Regions from separate parts of the Homo sapiens genome. Here region 1 is linked to region 2. Evidence: read pairs that join two places in POLR2A ChIA-PET (ENCODE). Cell type or tissue: GM12878. All regions are shown on one strand. Links, peaks and the distances in the headings refer to the core of each region. The heading gives the core; the rest is flanking DNA. Region 1 has its middle 23 kb from the start of NECTIN1-DT. Region 2 overlaps NECTIN1 (nectin cell adhesion molecule 1).

What was found. Peaks named below come from ENCODE experiments on the same cell type or tissue, not always from the same donor. Only the 100,000 strongest peaks of a DNase experiment are listed, where the experiment ranks them.
Region 1: POLR2A ChIA-PET joins it to region 2 with 28 read pairs; 4 of 35 experiments call an interaction of 5 or more read pairs at or near these places.

What each region holds. Positions count from the first base shown.
Region 1 is chr11:119,744,719-119,760,673 of GRCh38, reverse strand. No RefSeq gene overlaps it. Among named protein-coding and RNA genes, the nearest start is that of NECTIN1-DT, 23 kb to the right of the region's middle. RefSeq lists enhancers at 1,232-1,281, 12,386-12,886. In GM12878, for the core only: a CTCF peak has its summit at 8,114; a DNase peak (open chromatin) is centred at 8,803; H3K4me3 peaks cover 1,868 bases; H3K27ac peaks cover 2,004 bases.
Region 2 is chr11:119,672,986-119,675,485 of GRCh38, reverse strand. It overlaps NECTIN1 (nectin cell adhesion molecule 1), which reads left to right. Exons shown (of 6, transcript NM_002855.5): 5 at 176-327. Among named protein-coding and RNA genes, the nearest start is that of NECTIN1-AS1, 36 kb to the left of the region's middle. RefSeq lists enhancers at 1,288-1,337, 1,358-1,907. In GM12878, for the core only: a CTCF peak has its summit at 1,536 (motif pointing left); a DNase peak (open chromatin) is centred at 1,435; H3K27ac peaks cover 2,223 bases.

The DNA.
Region 1 (15,955 bases), core at 7,463-9,962, 78 kb before region 2:
GCCGGCATCTCCTGAGCACCTGCTGTGCATGGGGTATTGGGGAAGATGCCTGCAATACGGGGATGAGTGCAACACGGACAATCAAGGACAAAGACGGGAACTGTGGGATGCAGACTCACAGCACTTCACTCCTTTGTGGCATCTAACTCAGGCCTCGCATTTCATAGATGAGGAAACTGAGCGAGGTGCAGACAGGCTTGCAGAGCAGGGTAGGCAAACTTTTTCTGTAAAAGGCCAGAGAGTAAATATTTTAGGCTTTGCGGGCTGCATATATGTCTCTACAGCATATTATTCTTTGATTTTTTTAAATAATCCAACCTTTTAAAAAGTAGAAACTATTCTTAGCTTAAGGGCTACACAAAATAGGCTGGTTACAGGCAGAATTTTGCCCCCAGGCTACAGTTTGCCAAACTCTGTTCTAGGAAAACATGTAGCCAGTTGCTTCCTGAGCTGGGGTTCATTCAATCAGCCAACCAATATTTGGAGCACTTGCTATGCTCCAAGTGCTGTGCCAAGACCTGGAGGGAAACATCACATGCTCCATGCCGCCAAGTTGCCTGCAGTTTGGTGGGGGAGACAGGTAAGCAAATCATGTCACCTCAATGCATAGTGGGAGGCTATGCAGGACAGGACACCCAGAGGAAAGAAAAGCGAGCTATTCTGGGGTTTTCTGTGTGCTCCCTCCAACACATGGTGGCACGGGTCAAAGGGTGTCACAATCTCTGTGTACTTATCTGTGCCTTCCCCAAGTCTGTATGTTACATGAGGGCAATGACCTGTGTCCATTTGTCCACTACACTGTTTCCAGCACCTCAGACAATGTCCAGCAACAGCAAGCAAGCAATATGTGCCAAAGAAAAGAATGAATGAATCGTACAACGACATAGCTACAGCTCTCAATGTGAAGGTGGGGTGTCTGCTGGGAGCTATAAGAGGAACTCAAGAGACTGAGGGATTGTTCACCTTATCCCCCTCGATTGTTGAACAAAGTGGGTTCATGGAGCCTGGAAATACAGCCCCGGGCACCAGAAACCTTCTTCCTGCTCCATTTTCTCTCCAGCCCCCTCAACCCTCCTCCAACCCTGGCCCTCTCTGCTGACTCATACAGCAGCCACTAACCACACCCCAGCCAAGCGTGCTTAATTAAGCCCCAGTTACCCACAGCTTCTGAGCAAGAGGAAAAGACAGGACTCTGGTGGTGTGCCCATCCAGAGGGAGCTGGGTCGGGTGTGGGATCCGGGGGGATGCATGTGCGTGACAGTGGGGCACTCATTGGGAACCCGCAGTAAAATAACAATAGCTCATATTTACTGAGCAGGCACCCTGTGCCAGGAATTGCGCTAATCCTTTCTGTAATATTAACTTAAACCTGCTCATAGCAAATTTATGACATAGTATTACTTTTAATTGCAAAAACCGCAATCACATGTGCACCAACCTAATACTATTACGTCCATTTTACAAATGAGGAAACTGAGGCTCAGAGAAGCTACATGACTCACCCAAGGTCACATAACTAGTAAGTAACAGAGTTTAAAGGACTCCCGTTTTCTGGTTTCCCATAGCAGGGGGGAGGGAGTGTTTAGAGAGAGGAAGGGCAGCCTTGTCCAAAACCCTGACCCCACTGTCCGGTGGCCTGGGCTCCTTCTGATAGCAAGGCCCATCCTGACTCACACACAAGGGGGCAATTCCATCTTTATCTCAACCTACATTTATCATACACCTCCTATGTGCCACACTCAGGGGACATGAATCAAGAGACGAAGTCTCTCCCATAGGAAGCTCACAGGCTGGTGAGGGAGCAGCACTATAACTATGCTGGGCCTTTAGGGTCCACTGGTGCCTGGGGATGGGGCAGAGGCCAAAAAGTAGCATGCATTGCATTCCTACCAGTGCCAGACACTGGGGATGGCACATCTTTTACCTTTCCTTCATAACCTAGAGTATATGTATTTTTGGTGTGATTGTTCTACACTAGACCATATATTCCATGACATGAGCCAAGTATCTCAGGGTATGGCAGAGTACTTGGCATGAAGTTAATGCTCAGTAAATATTTTTAAATGAATGACTGAATAAAACATAGCTCCTGCCCTCGTGGAACTTACTGTCCAGGCAAGGAAATCAAGATATAAACAGATGATTGCAATATGGTGTGATGAATGCAACAGGAATGAGAAGACAGCCTCCATCCAGGGAGCTGTGCAAGGCATCCTGGGAGAAAGATGCTGAGGCCAGGTCTTGAAGAAAAAACAGTAGCTTCCCACGGATATGGGGATGAAGGGCCCTTGGGGCTAAGAAGACAGCCCTTGCAAAGGCAAGGAGATGTGACTTAGTGGAATGAATGAGTGGATATACTGTTTGTTCCCTTCAGAAAAAAGACTGAGCTGGGTACAGTGGCTCATATCTGTAATCTCAGCACTTTGGGATGCTGAGGCTGGAGGATAGCTTGAGGCCAGGAGTTTGAGACCAGCCTGGGAAACATAGCAAGACCCCCATCTCTACAAAAACTAAAAAAAAAAAAAAAAAGCCAGGCATGGTGGCATGTGCCTATAGTCCCAGCTACTTGGGAGGCTGATGTGGGAGGATTGCTTGAGCCTAGGAGGTCAAGGTTGCAGTGAGCCATGATTGCACCACTGCACTCCCACCTGGGTGACAGAGTGAGACCTCATCTCAAGAGAAAACAAAAGAGAAAGAAAGAAGACTGTATGAGCGGCCAGGTCGGAGTGGGTTTGATCTTCCTGGGCCTGGGAATCTTACAAATGTGGCAGCCCTGCCCTGGACAGGACACCCCATCCCAAAGCTAGGAGACATATTTCTAGCATGTGGGTGCATGGAGAAACTCCACATGGCTTCGTGGGGCTGAATTATGGGTGGGGGAGGTGAGGTGGAGGGAGGCAAAGAGACACAGCTGGAGCTGGGGGCTGGTTCCAGATCCCAGGGGCCCTGACTGCCATGCCAGGGAGATTGGACCTTATTCCTTAGGCAACGGGGGTTACTGAAGGATGCTGAGCAATCGAGTATGTATTCAATCTGTGTTTTAGAAAATGGCCCTGGCACGAGTGTGGAGGTTGGGTTGGGAGAAGGTGAGCTTGGGGACAAGCACACCAATCCGGAGGCTGGTGAGGGACTCAGGTGCATCCAGTGGGCAGAGCAGTGAGGACAGCAGGCAGGCGAGGAGAGGCACAAGCATGACATGGAATGGGCAGAACCAAGTGACCATTTGGCTGTGAGAGAGGAAAGAGGTCATTTAAGCTCTCAGAGTCTCAGTCTCTGCCTCTATAAAATGAAGATAAGACGATCTGCACAACAGGGTCATTGTGGGCATTCGCAGAGATAAAGGCTAAAAGGCCTGAACAGGGTCTGACAGGTGGTAGATGGTCTTTTCCTCCTTGCCTCTTGCTGTGCCTTTATGACATGTCTTATGCTTTTTTTTTCACTTTTAAAAAATTGTGGTATATACAGTATAACATAAAAATACACATAACATAAAATTTACCATCTTAGCCATTATTAAGTGTACTAAATACATAATGTGCAACCATCATTACTCTCCAGCTCCATAACTCTTTTCATCTTGTCAAACTGAAACTCTGTACCCATTCAATGATCATTCCCTGTTCTCTCTCCTCCCAGCTCCGGGCAACCACTATGCTACTTTCTGTCTCTATGATTTTCACTACTCTAGCTGCCTCATATAAGTGGAATCATACCGTGTTTTTCCTTTTGTGACTGGCTGCTTTTGCTTGGTATACTGTCCTAAGGTTCATTTATGTTGTAGTGAGTCAGAATTTTCTTCCTTTTTAAGGCTGACTATTCTATTGTATGTAGGGACCACATTTTGCTTACCCATTCATCTGTTGATGGACATCTGGGTTGCTTCTGTGTTTTAGCTATTGTGAATAATGCTGCTATGAACATGGGTATACAAACATCTCTTCAAGACCCTGCTTTCAGTTCTTCTGGGCATATGCCCAGAAGTGAAATTGCTGGGTCACATGGCAATTCTATGTTTAATTTTTTGAGGAGCTGCCATACTGTTCTCCACAGCAGCTGCACCATTTCACATTCCTACCAACAGCGCACAGGGGTTCCAAGTTCTCTACATCCTCACCAACACTTGTCATTTTGGGGTTTTTTTGCCAGTAGTCATCCTCATGGGTGTGAGGTGGGCCACGTCTTATATTTTTTGCATCACGCAGTAGAGCCAAGCTCAGAGGAAATGAACAATACTGGCATAGGTGGGCAGTGTCCCCAGGGCTAGAGCAGCACTCACATGCAGAGGCATGTGCCCTGGCAGTGGGATGGGGTGTCCTGTCCAGGGCAAGGCTGCACACATCTATAAGATTCACAGGCCCAGGCAGATCAAACCCACTCAGGCCTGGCCGCTCATACACAATCTTCTTTCTGAAGGGAGCAAGCAGTGTGTTCACTCTTCATTCCACTGAGTCCACTGGGAAAACAGAAACCACTCTAGGCCTTTCAAGCAGAGGGATTTAAACGAGGGATTTGGTTGTACAGGTAACAGAAGAGGTAGAGCAACCCAGATTAGCAACAGCAGGAAGTTGTCCCCTTCCTGGGGCTGGAAGGAGGCAACGTCTCTAGGAGCCTCGATGCTGAGGCCATCAGACAGAAACTGGAGCCACCACAGGCCCCCCACAGGGAGCTGCACAGCAGGACAGGGCTGATCAGCAGAAGCCAGAGGAGACACAGATACTGCAGGGACATGGCCTGAAACAGACAGAGGGAAGAAATATATCCTGGCTTTTCCCCTCCTCCCACGATCCACCTTCTTCCAGTGCCTCCTCTGATTGGCTGAACCAATCTAGAAGCCAGAAGGTAAGGGAGCCTGGGAAATGCAGCTCCCAGCAACACCAGGCAGGGCAGGGAACAGGAGACAGATCTGGAGCCACCGGCAAGTGATCGGCCCACTCATTCATCCTTTCGCTCCCTCATCTGTTCGGTCAACATTTATTGAGCACCCAGGTGCTGGGGACATGATAACAAACAAGAATTCTGGGTCCTGTCCTCACCAAGCTTAAGGCCAGCAGTTCCTGGACTGTATCCCTCACTGCCCATCCCTGTTGGCCAGGGGCACCCTCTCACCTAGCCTGGGGGCAAGGGCTGCTGCAAAGCTTCCGGGGGCCCCTGGGAAGCTCCCAGTGTACAGAGAAGATGGAGCTGGGCTGTGCTCAGGCTGTGGATGTGGTGGAGCAAGGAGCCCAGCCGGCTCTGCCTCCTCCTCAGCTGAAAGCCCAGCTCGGAACACAATGTCTCCAAAAAGAGAAAAAAACCCTTAAATCCCACTGTTTGTCTTTGGAGCCTGGGAAGCGAGGATCTAGTGAACATAAAACGTGCGGGCTGCTCAGAAGTTGCCTTTGAAACCTCCCCAGGCCGGCTTTGTCAAGGAGCAGCATTGCCTTTCAAAGCTGCTGGGCTCCAATCTGCCCTCTCCCCTCTCCCCGCTTAACCGTAGCAGGCAGCGGCTAATCAGTGGGAGATGTTAAACGCTCCCTAATTCACAGAAGTCCCCAGGCTTCTGGGGAACTGGTAGCAGGGCCGGTGAGCTGGGTGCCTCCATTCCTGCTCGCCCCACCTCACGCCAGCCTCACCTCAGCCCGGTCCCCTCTGAAGGCTTCTCCTCTACGTGAAGCTCACCCCTCCTCCCTCATGCTGGCCTGTGCTCAACCCACCTCTGCTTCCCAAAGTTGTGTCCTCTCCTGGAATCTGCCTCTTCCAAGGAGACCTCCCAGACATAACACACAAATGATGACCAGCCACACCCTGGGTCTCTGCCCTCAACCTGGCTTTTCTCCACATCCCTTCCCATGTGTCCAGGCCCAGGGGTCCCTCGCTGGTCACCACTCGGCATAGCCTCCCTGAGGGAAAAGGTCTCCCCCTTACCCACAGATGAAGTGAGCGAGTGCCCCTGGCCAAGGGGATGGGCAGTGCTGGGCTTTAAGCTTGGCGAGGACGGGACCCAGAATTCTTGTCATTTTCTCCCCAGCACCTGGGTGCTCCAGAAATGTAATGAATGAGTGAGGGAGTGAAAGGTTGAACAAGCGTGCTGATCATCTGCTGTGGCTCCCAGATCCACTGCCTGCTGTTCCCTGTCCTGTTTTGTGCATTTCCCAGGCTCTCTTACCTTCTGGCTTCTGGATCCCTGATCCCTGAGTATTTACGCCAGCTAAGGGGAAGGACAAGTGAAAAAATCCATGGCTTCACCACAAAGACATCCACAGATAGGCAGTCTGGCCCAGAGTCATAACCTGACAGTGACGTACTTTCTGTGACCTTGGGTAAGGCACACCTCTCTCTGGGCTTCAACTCCTCATCTGTAAGGCAAGGGGGTTGTACTAGACCAACAGTTCTCAAACTGGGGTGTGCGTCTGAGTAACCCAGAGAGCCTCTTGAACATGAGTCACTGGGCCTACCCCCAGATTATTGACTCGGCAAAACCTAAGAATCTGCATTTTGAAGATGTCTTCAGGTGATGCTGATGCTTCTGGTCTCGGGGACCACACCAGGAACCAGTGGGCTGGCTGGCTGGATTTTAAGCCTCATTTGTCAGAGTTAAAAAGGGCTGCAGGATGCTTGCTCACTCAGGGGCATGCAGAAGTGGTCATGGGGGTGAGGGTGCTGGGCAGAGCTCCCACCCACCTTAACGCAGGCATTTTGGCTTTAATCAGTTTTGTTTGTTTGCATGTCCAGGTAAGCATGGTCAGAGCCGACGTTCCACACATGAAGTGAAATGTTTGGAAACCTGCTGACTAGGCTAGGAGTCAGGGTGGTCCCTTCGAGCGCTGACATTTCAGGGTCCCATGATCACTCCACACCCCTCCTGGGCTGTTCCTACTTCCCTTTTCTTTCTCACAGCCAAGAAGGGGGTGCAGCAAGAGCAAGACTCAGGATTCGGGTCTTTAATCTTAGGGGAGGGGGTGTGGGGACGGATGGAGAGGTGGGTCATTGTCCTAGGTCACTGTCATCAGTAGGCACATTTCAATCCAGAGATGTGCCATAGAGTGTAGTGGAGTGAGCACACACTGCAGGCAGCCCCCATCCTGAGAAGGAGGCGAGGTCCCACCTGAGTTGGGGAAGTTCCTGGAAAACCCAGAGTAGCTAAAGCTGCATCTGCATGTGCATGTGTGTGTCCGCATGTCTGCACATCTGTGGTCTGTATAAACAAATAAGTCACAGAGAGGGAGATTTTGATTGGAATGATCAGGGTGCAGCTAGACTCTAAATAAAGTAGAAGTCTCCTAGATGCTCAAAATTTAAACTAAAGACCTTTAATTCCAAACTGATACATCTGATGAAGAAACTGAGGTTCCTCTGGAGCAAGAACCAGGGTTTCTGACTCCTGGGTGCAGGCTCTGGCCCCCTGATCTAGATGGATGTCAAAGCCTCTCCCACGTACCAGAATGACATCAGCTGAAATCAATGGATCATGGCAAATGGACAAAAATTTTCACAGAAAAGAATCCAAGGCAAACTAATCCCTTTCCAGCCCTGCTTGTCCCCACCCACGTAGCCATTCCCTGGCCAGCTGCTCCTACGGCTGCCACTTCCAGGAGGGGGCCTGCCCAGCTCTGTACCCAGCTGGGAGAGCCTGCATGGAGGCTGGGAAGGGGACCCAAAAGGCTACACAGACTGAGAGGTCAGTAGCAGGCCTGGTAGAGCCCCCTCAACAGTCAGAGCTCACAGGAAGGCAGAGGGCACTAGGCAGTGGGGAAAGAAACAGAAGAAGAAATAGCCCAGACCCTTTAAAGATCAGTGGGGTTCTCCAGGCCCCAGAGCTGTGCATGGATTGGAGTGAAAGACCAGAAGATAAGCAGCTAAGAAGCAGAGGGAGGGACAGACTGAGGGTTGTGTGTGCATGTGTATGCCTGGGCGTGTGTGTGTGACACACAACAGAGTTATCAGACTATGTACATGTGTTTGTGCAAACCTAAGAGAGGCCAACAGACAGTAGAAAATTATGCAGGCTTAGGAAGAAGAGACACACACGCACACACATACACACACACACACACAAATACACACACACACACACACACACAGAGACTGGATGTGGATAAGGCTGGGAACAGAAGAGCCAAGGGGAGCACCAGGCGGTGAAGGGCTGTAAGAGTGAGCCCGGTGCAGGCCTGTTTTTGTCTGTGATGACAGGCTATGACAGAGGACAACGGAGCATGTCTGTGCATGTGTGCAGTGTGGGTGCATGCCCCAGTAATCTGGAGGGCAAGAAGACCATGGGCACCCTTGCATTCAACAGCCCACAGGACTGGACACCCCCAAAAGCATGCTCCCACACTTCTGGGGCCAGGCTTCCCCACTGTCCCTTTCCTGGGATCTTTTCTAACAGCCCCCCTACCCCCAGCTACTACCCAGGTCCTCTCCTGCCCTTGCCTCCCAGGCTTGCCACCCTGCCCCTCTGCTAGGGAGTTTCCTTCTTCCTCCCCAGGAGTTAATGTCACCAGAATATGACAGTCCCAGCCCTAGGACAATAATCTCTGCTTTGGGGACAATGGATGGCATCCCAGTTGGTACAGCTCCAACCCTAGACCCCAACCCCACCTCACCTGTTTCTGTCTCCAAACAGCGGATCCAGTACAGACCTTGAGTCCTACAATCCTGATATCAAAGTTCACCTCTGCCTCTTATACCACACGACCTTGAGCAAGTTGCTTAGGCCTTCTCAAGCCCCCATTTCTTCTGTTAATGAAGAAGAAGAATAGGGTTCTTGTGAGGATCAAATGAGCTAATGAGTTAACGAATGTGAAGCCCCTGGCATTGTGCCAACCATAAAGTAGGTACTTCCCTTTCTGGTCTCTTTAAGTCATGCTCCAATCGGGTAAGTTTCTGTTAAAAAGTCCCAGGGGCTTCCCAGGTAGCGGCATCTTCTTGAAATCCTGAAGGTCCAGGAATCAAGCAGCTAGGAAGAGAAATGTGGAGGGGGATGCAGAGAAGGAAGCAGGCAGGAAGCAGGCACCGCTGGGGGCCGATATGACAGGAATCAGGGACCAGATGAGTAGACTCACCTCCTCAGTCTCCTCCCGCAGTGACCAAGAAACCCCTGCCCCATCAGCAGCGCCTCCAGGGACACAGGAGGCCTGGGAGGAGGCAGAGGTCAGGAAGGGAATTCAGGGGTTGGTGTGCTCATGCCCGGTCTCCTTGCACTTCCTTAATTCCAAAAAGAGGGAGCCAAGAACCACCCCCAAGTTAGACATATCTGAGGGCACAGTCAGCCCATACTCCTCAGCACCTGACTGGGGAGGAGACGGGAATGGGAAGGAGGCTTTCTCCAAAGGGCTCTTCATGGGCTTCCTTTCCCTGTGCAGATGATCAGGAGCCAGGGGTGTCCTGCTCATCAGCACCATGTGATCTAATGCAGAGGAGCTGCACCATTCACTCCTCCCCAAAACTCATTTGTCAAAAGCGGCATACATTATAAATATGTAATGTGGGCTGGGTGCAGTGGCTCACGCCTGTAATCCCAGCACTTTGGGAGGCTGAGGCGGGTGGATCACTTGAGGTCAGGAGTTCAAGACCAGCCTGGCCAACATGATGAAACCCTGGCTCTACTAAAAATACAAAAATTAGCCAGGTGTGGTGGCATGCACCTGTAATCCCGGTTACTCAGGAGGCTGAGGCAGGAGGATCACTTAAACTCAGGAGGTGGAAGTTGCAGTAAGCCGAGATTGCACCACTGCACTCCAGCCTGGGTGACAGAGTGAGACTCCATCTCAAAATAAATAAATAAATAAAGTGTTTCATTCATTCCTTCATTCCTCTAAGGAGGTAGTAGAGCACAACAGCTAAAAGCATGGACTCTGGAGCCAAACTGTCTGGCTTGAATCCCAGCTCCACCAACTAATGGCTGTGTTGCCTTGGGCAATTTACTTAACCTCTCTGTAGCTCAGTTTCCTCATCTGTAAAATAGCAACTATCAATAGCTGCCTCACAGGAGTATTGCGAGGTGTATATGTGTATGTCCAGTGCTTAGAATAATGGCTGACATGTAATAAAAACTAAGCTTGTGCTAGCTGCTATTGTCACATACTCGGTCATCAAGAAATTATTGAGCACATATGTCAGGGTCGGTTCCAGGCTCCAGATCCCATAATGAGCCATCCAGATGCAGCCTCTGCTCTCATGGAGCTTACAGTTTCATGGGAGAGACAAACTTTCACTAATCCTGTAAAAATGTCCGTATATAACGTGACGAGAGCTACAAAGACCAAGGACGCAGCGCCCTGAGGACCTGTAGGGCACTAACTGAGATTTGCAGGTCAGAGAGGAGCTCTTGGGGGTGACGCATGTCCCTGCCATGTCTGACTATCCTGAGGGTGCCATCAGCGTCAGCAGGCACCCAGTGGGGACAAAGCCCAGCCTGTGCCCTTCACAGGCCTGGCCACAGCATGTGTCTGCTCACACCCTCAGTGTGAGAAGCCCAGGCAGCACCAACGTTCCTAACATGCTACCTGCCACCTGCCACCACCCCACTTCTGGGTCCCAAGGTGGCCTGGGAACAGAACCAGGATTCCTGCTTCGAGTCCTCACATTGTCCAGTCAAGAACAGGCACTCTTCCTGTGGGATTTCCTGGCAAAATTTGGCCACCTTGAAGGTCCCAGCTCCCCCTCAGGAGTCCTACTACCTTCCGTAGAGACTGTCCTCAATCTGATCCCAAGCCAGGAAGATGAAGCAATGGATTGTCCGAGGTGCTTTACTGTTTGCTCAGCAAATGTTTCCAGGTGTCTCATTCTATCACCACAACTTCATGCAGTCACTGTTGTGATTATTATTATTATACCTATTTTACAGGTGAGGAAACAGACTCAGAAAAGATAAGCCACTTTCCCAAGGTCACAGAGCTTTTAAGTAGAACAGCTAGCACTCCAACCCAGGTCTGCTTGATTATGATCTTTGAAATAACATGAGTGACTATAATAATAGACAATCCTTCTATAGCACTTTCTACATGACAGGTATCAGCCTATAAACTTTATATATTTAAATCATTTAATCCTCATAATAAACCTATGAGGTAGATGCTATTGTTATTCTCATTTTACAGGTGAGGAAACTGAGGCACGGAGAGGCTAAGCCACCTGCCCAAGGCCAGTTAGATGGGGCATAAGGCAGAGTCACCATGAGGAGAGTCAGAGAATGGTGGCGCTGGGAACGGCCTTAGCAGCCCTCAGTCAGAGGCCCAGGGGGAGGACGGGACAGACTTGAGGCTGTGGTGGAGCAACCCTGCAACCCTGCACCCCTGGTGGCGCCTGCTGCTCCACAGGCTGCCTCTCTGACCCATCTGTCTCCAAGGATGCAGGGGTCTAGGTTGCCCTTGGAGTCTGCCCTTCCCTCCCCCTTCAGTTTGCCCACACTAGTGAGGGCAGGGCACTGCCTTGTCCCACTCCGTATCTCTTCTTCACCCAGCCCTATTGCCCCCATCAAGAGACACCCCTCGGCTGTGGAGTCAGGTATGGCCGAGTCCAAGGCTGCCCCACCCACAGTGATGGAAGAGGTGAAGGAGAAGGGTCAGCTCATGGCCAGCTCAGAGGCCTCAGGAAGGGTGGTGGAGAGCAGCAGAGGAGCCCCTCCACTCGGGTCTCTCTCTCCAGGTGACCTTGACCCAGCACAGTGGGCCTATCCTAAAAAAACGGGCCCCAGAGGGGGGCAAAGGGTGCCCTTGCAATATCATAGCTTCCACCCAGAGAAGGATACAGACCACGACTCTTCCTTGTCCCAGATACCCCACTTCCTCTCCCACCTCCACCTACTCCAGAGACACCTCTGCCCTTCTCAGAGCCAGTCCCTCTCCCAGGAGCACAGGCCCTTCTCTGTCCTTCTCACCACAGCTTAGGAAAGGGCATGGGGTGAAGGACACAGGCAAGAGGCAAGGATTAAAGGCAGCAAAGTACTTGGGAAACTAGAGAATTCCTCTAGCTTTTGCCTTTAGCCAATGGCACCATCCTGGTGCCGCCACCTGAAACCCATGGGGTCTCCACCACTTTGGCCTGCATGCTTTCCACAAGCTGAGCCACCTCTTCCCTAGGGGGCAAGGGGAATAAGAGGAAGGTTTGTTCAAGAGCTGCCCCTGGCCAGGAAGTGGAAAGACCCCTCCAGCTGGGCCAGGTGAGGTAGAGCAGAGGGAGAGAACACAGGAGCGGAGGCAGCACGTGCCACAGCCCGTCAAGGTGACCCTGACTGTTTCTCTTTCTCTTGCAGGTCCCCAGACACAGCTCTCCAGAGGTCTAGTGCAGAGGACAGAGCCGATGCACAGACAAAAAGAAACCCTCAGGGCGAGGCTGGGACAGGGCCCCAGGATGGGAAGGCAGGGCGGGAGGCAGGTTGTGGAGGGGCTGTGGGTCCCACCTTCAAGTTGCACTAAAGCACCTTGAGGAGGCCTTGTGCTGAGCTGGCTTGTTTCTGCCTCCCAGCTGGACCACAAAATGGGAGGAAACATCCCATAAAGTTGCCGAACTGCCTCTGTGGCCGGAAGTGCTGCCAGGGGCTGCCGGTTCCCTCTCTAATTGCTCTTAATTTCTATGATTTGCAGGTCTCAGGCTCATGGAGGGCCCATTCCCCATTGTGATGGACGGGCAGGCACAGTCAGCCTGTTGAGTCAGCCCCTGCAGGCTCTGACTTGGCCCGGCTGGGTCCTGCAAGGTATAGGGCACCCACCTCTCTCCTCCTCTTCCTGGGCCCAATCCAGAACCCTGGGCCACAAGCCCCCACTGAAGCTCCGTCCTTTCTCCCGTTTCACCTTTGCAGGAGGGTCCCGCGGCCTTTCACACAATAATAGAATGAGGACAGATGATGCGCTTGGGACCTGGGTTCAGGTTGGAGCTCTGTCATGTACCTCTGGGAGCCCCTCCTAGGGCCTGGCACATAGTAGGTGCTCAATAAATACATGATCCTCCACTGCTCCGCTGACCTACAGGGGACTTGGCCTTATACCATGTGAAATTTGGACATTTCCTTGTGACAGTGACTGAGGTACAACTGTGGAGTCAGGCTGCCTCTATCTGAATCCTGAATATGCTGCTGTCAAAGTAAACTTGGGCAAGTTGCTTAGCTTCTCGGTGCCTCAGTGTCTTTATCTTTAAAATGGGGGTAATAACATTACCCACCTTACATCCATCTTTTGTGTGAAAAACTTCAAGTATGTTGTGGTAGGCAGAATAATGGACCTCAAAGCTGTCAGCACCCTAATCCCTGGGACCTGTGAATACGTTGCCCTGCGTGGCTAAGGGACTTTGTGGATGTGTTTAGAGAATGACCCTTGATATGGAGAGAGGATCCTGGATGCTCTAGGTATCCCCGACCTAATCATATGAGTCCTTAAAACAAAGACCCCATCCTGGCTGGGTTAGAGAGACAGGTGATAACAGAAGAAGCATCTGAGAGAGAGATGCATTATTTGCTGGCTTTGAAAATGGAGTGGGGAGGGGAGTCACAAACCAAGGAAGATGGTGGCCTCCAGAAATCAGAAAAGGCAAGGAAGTGAAATCACCCCTGGAGCCTCCTGAAAGGAACACAGCCCTTCCAACATCTGGATCTTTGTTTGTTTGTTTTTGTTTTTGAGACAGAGTTTCACTCTTGTCGCCCAGGCCGGAGTGCAATGGCACAATCTTGGCTCACTGCAACCTCCGCCTCCCCTCCTGCGTTCAAGCGATTCTCCTGCCTCAGCCTCCCAAGTAGCTGGAATTACAGGTGCCCACCACCACACCCGGCTAATGTTTTGTATTTTTAGTAGAGATGGGGTTTCACGATGTTGGCCAGGCTGGTCTCGAACTCCTGACCTTGTGATCCACCCCCCCCCCCCCCCACCCTTGGCCTCTCAAAGTGCTGGGATTACAGGCGTGAGCCACCGCGCCTGGCCCCAACATCTGGATTGTTAGCCCAGTGAGACTTGTGTCAGACTCCTAACCTACCACAGAGCTACACGATAATACATTTGTGTTGCTTTATGCCATAAGTTCAATGTTTAAAGTTTGTGATAATTTGTTACAGCAACTACAGAAAACGAATACATATGTGTAAGCACTTAGAGCGGTGTCTCTGGCACACAGTAAGAGCTCAAGAAATGCCAGCTTTCTGTTATTATTATTATAGCACTGCAGTCACACAGGGGAGAGGACATGCTGTTGCTCCACTCCAGGGCAGCTCCTCCCTGGTGTGAGCTCCTCAGAGCCCACAGCTTGCTTCGCTGGGTACTGGAGACCGACGGCAAGACCAGGGGGTAGGGACATCCTCAAAACAACACGTCACTCAGCACAGCCACTGTGTGGGCATCGGACAGATGATCAGACTCCTGCCGTCCCTTTCTTCTAAAGAACAGGAGTGTGGGCACCCTGGAAGAAAGCAGTGGGAGTACCTGGCATAGGCATGATGACATTCCTACAGCTGTCAGTGCAGAGAGGACAGCCCCAGGGCTTAATTGCACCCTACCCCATCCTCACACAACTGGGACTACCAAGGAGACAGAGTGGCCGGGGCAGGCTTGGCCATTTAAATGGTTTGCCATCCAAACGTTGTGCCAGCTGGACTATGGGGGGATGAGCAAGGCCTACAGTAGGAAGGACTTCGAGTCAGACAGAAGGAACGTGGGATTCCTCAGAAGATCCAAGAGAATGGGAAGGGCTGCTTCTGAACAGCGGCGGGCTGGCAGTGGGGCCAGGCAGACAAAACGGTCTCCAGAGGTCCAGTCCTTGATGGGTTGTGGGTCCCCCACACAGAGCAAGCCCCTCCCAATGCCCACTCCTACAGTCCCCTCACTCTGCCACCCCCCGACCAAGGGAAAGGGAGGCTTTGCTCCCACAGAACCTCCAGCCTGCCCACCTCCCCTTCATCCTTGCAGAAGCCTTTCGTCCCGAGTTTTCCTCCTCAGTGGCTCCCACATCCTCCCTGGCTACTGGGGGTCCTCAGAAATCTGTCCCCAACAGATCTTCTACCTCTGAAGGGCCAGCGAGGCCCAGTTTTGTGACTCCTCATAGTCCTTGGTCCTAGGGTAAGAGCCTTCGCCTCAGACCAGACTGAGCCCAACACAGAAACCAGACTGTCTGCAATACCCACAGACCCTGCCCCAGGAGACAAGGGCCACTGGCATTAGACCTGTGCACAAAAGCTCCCTTCGATGGCAAGTTCCCTGAGGGCAGGGTCCATGCCTCTCTAGTAGGCCCACGGTAGTAAGGCAACACCCACTACAGAGCCTGCAGCCTCTCAGAGAGGGCCCTGGAGAAAACCTAACCCCTTGCCATTTCTCCCAAGAGGGGAACTTGGCAGAAGGAGCCACTCCAAAGAGGCCACTGCTTACACCACAGGAGTGAGCAAGGCTGGGGGGCAGGAGAACCACCACTCCCAGGGGTACCCTGAACGCAGCTAAAGGGGCCACTGTCAGCATGAACCCGCCCTTCTCACCACCAACCTCCCTTGACACATTCCCACTGCTCTCTGCCCCACCTCCACGTTCACCAACCACAGCACTTCTCCCTGATCCTCCCTCCATAGCCCTTATCCTCCATCCCCGAACTCACAATCTCACTTTCTGCTAAAGAAACTCCCCTTCCCATCTCCACCTCAACTCCAACTCTAATCATAGGACCACTGCTAGTCCCTGTGATAACTTTGTGCAAATTAGAAAAGATGCCTCTTTCTCCAGGTGGATGCAGGCCTGATGAGAAAAGCATAGGCTGGATTTCAGCCCCCAACTCTTTCTTGGCCAGGTGTCCCTGCACAGTGCACAACCTAGCCACCTGCACACAGCAGCCCCGTTTGACAGACTCAGGGAGTGCACCCACTGAAGGGCCTTGATAGACAGCCCAGCCATGGAGACCCAGGAGAGTGGGCTAATTTATCCATGGTATCATGGCAAGCTGGTGGCACAGTCAAGGTTGAAGATCCAGGTATAATGACTCCCAATCCAGTGCTCATTCCCTCTCCCCACTC
Region 2 (2,500 bases), core at 1-2,500:
TATAAAACTACCAAGTGAAAGAGATTATTATTATTATTTTTCTTCCTTCAAAGACAGACTCTACCACACAAGCTCAGCAAAAGGCTAGGGGGCCTGGAGCCAAGTGGGTGACCCAGGAACAGCTTCTTGAGGCTGGAGAGTCATAACCCTACGCTGTGTCTCCCACTTCCCACAGGCTAAATGGCTCTCTCCCCAAGGGTGTGGAGGCCCAGAACAGAACCCTCTTCTTCAAGGGACCCATCAACTACAGCCTGGCAGGGACCTACATCTGTGAGGCCACCAACCCCATCGGTACACGCTCAGGCCAGGTGGAGGTCAATATCACAGGTAGGAAGCTGCATCCTCCCCAGCCTCTCCGCACCCACGGGTTCCTTCGCCACCTGCATCCCTCACCTTTGAGCAATGCCACTGCAGGAAGATTATCTCCTTTTCCTGCTTCTCTAGTTCTCCCTTGAGCTCTGGCCATTGGTTTTGCTTTGCTTTTCTCTTTCTTTCATTAAAGGGTGCAAATGAGACAGTCAGGGTGACCCCCAATCAGAGAGGGGCAGGAGGAAGGCTCTGAGAGGGAAGAAGGAAGTGCTGTTTACAGCAATGCTGTTTTGGGGGCCAATAGAACCTGCCCGTAGATCTGCCAGCAGAACACGCTGTGGGATGCTGGCATGGTGGGGATAGGTTTGCAGGTGGAGCTCATCTCCTCCAAGCTCTGCACCTGTGGTCAAGGACCTCTTCATGGGCCAGAAAGTGAGGCTTACCTCAAGCAGGGAGACTGGAGAGAAAGCGAAGATGTAGCCCAAAGCCATAGTGCTTTGTGTGCCCTGCAACTGAGCTTTCCCTGCAGCTTTCTGTCAACTTATCTATCCGGGCAAAGGGAGGACAAGAGCTAGGATGTTCTGAGGAGAGACTTCACCTGGGACGTGAAAGGAGCATGGGCTTGATGTCAGACAGCTGTGACCCTGGACAGGGCCCCCCCCACCATCTGTAAAACGGGGACAGTATGATGTACCTTGAAGGGCTGTTGTCAGAATTCTACGTGATGTAAGTCAAGCACCTAGCACAGATCAGTCTGTCAATAAATGGCCAATGTTCCGTGATTATTACCCTGACCTCCATCATCATCATTATTATTAATGGAAGCATCAAAACAAGTCCACACAGGGGTAAACTGCCATCACAACTTCACATGGGGAGCGTCTTTTACAGTGGACCTGAGCTATCTGCAGGGTGACAGGGTGACCGAGTGTCTTAAAAAAGGAAGTGGTGTCCCACTGTGACTGAGATATAGGAAGTAACATGCTCAGGGACACAGAAGACTGGTCGGCAGTTGCTGGGCTCCGGCCACAAAGCCACTGCACACCTGCAAGCCACGAGGATTCATGAGCTCTGAGCCAGTGTCTCGGGAGTGGGAGACCTCATTTGTGGGTATATTTAGGACACAGCTGCAGAAAGAGCCACGTGAAGTTGTCCAGGGTCTGCGCCTACCTGTCCTCAGAGCCGTTCTGTCACGTCTCTCACCCAGGGGCGGGAGTGTGGAGCCACCTGCTGTTGTCTGCAATCCCTGGCCTTGGCCCCGAGACTAGTCATAGGAGGAGGAGCATCAGGGTTGGAGCCTGGGGAAAGCTGGGGGGTTTCCACGGGTTGGCAGGTGGAAGGGGCCGGTGTCACACACTTCTCCCCAGCGGGGAAGGTCCAAGTACAGCTCAAAATGAGCCTCATGGTTACCCAAGCTCCAGCTCTGAGATACTGGGGGAGTCAAGGGGGAGGTGGGAAGGGCAGGGCCTGTGTTCCATGTGGAGTGGCCATAGGGAACATGACCACCCCTCAGGGAGGCACTGTCACATGGGAGACAGCACAGACCTGGCCTGAGTGTTCACACACTGGCTCTTCCTAGCTGTGTGGCCTTGAGCAAGTGCTTCACCTCTCTGAGCCTTGGCTTCCTAACCTCTGATATGGGGATACTCACACTTGTCTCAGGCTTCTTACGATCATGCAGTACTCCCTGCGTGGTGATACCTTCCCCTGATGGTGGGCTATCAACATGTGAGGGGTGTGGGCTGGGGGCAGGAGGGCCGGGCCACCTAGGGTCCCAGCTGGAAGAGGGACACAACATGGCTCTTGCTGGCAGCCCCGTTAGGCAGGAGCCAGGGACGCATGGCACTCACTGAATCATTGATAGGCCCAGGCGCTGAGCGGCTGGCCTCTCTCGGAAGGGACTCTCAGCCCCCTCCAGAGGACTCAGGGAGTTGGCCTGAGCCTTCTCAGGGCTGTTTGTTCTTGTGCTCTCAGGCAATTTCCAAGCAGCAGCTGACCTCACCACCCTCCATTCCACGTCGGCCCGTGCCTGCCACATTCTCTGGGGAGCCCACCCCGCAGGGCACAGCCATGCCCTTGCTCTAAGCCCCACTGGTCCAGAGGGAATGCATGAGCGAGAGGGATAAGTGGAAATTTAATTTTTCATTCTGGGCATTCGTTCGGGTAATAACTTTACCCTGGGCACATCTGG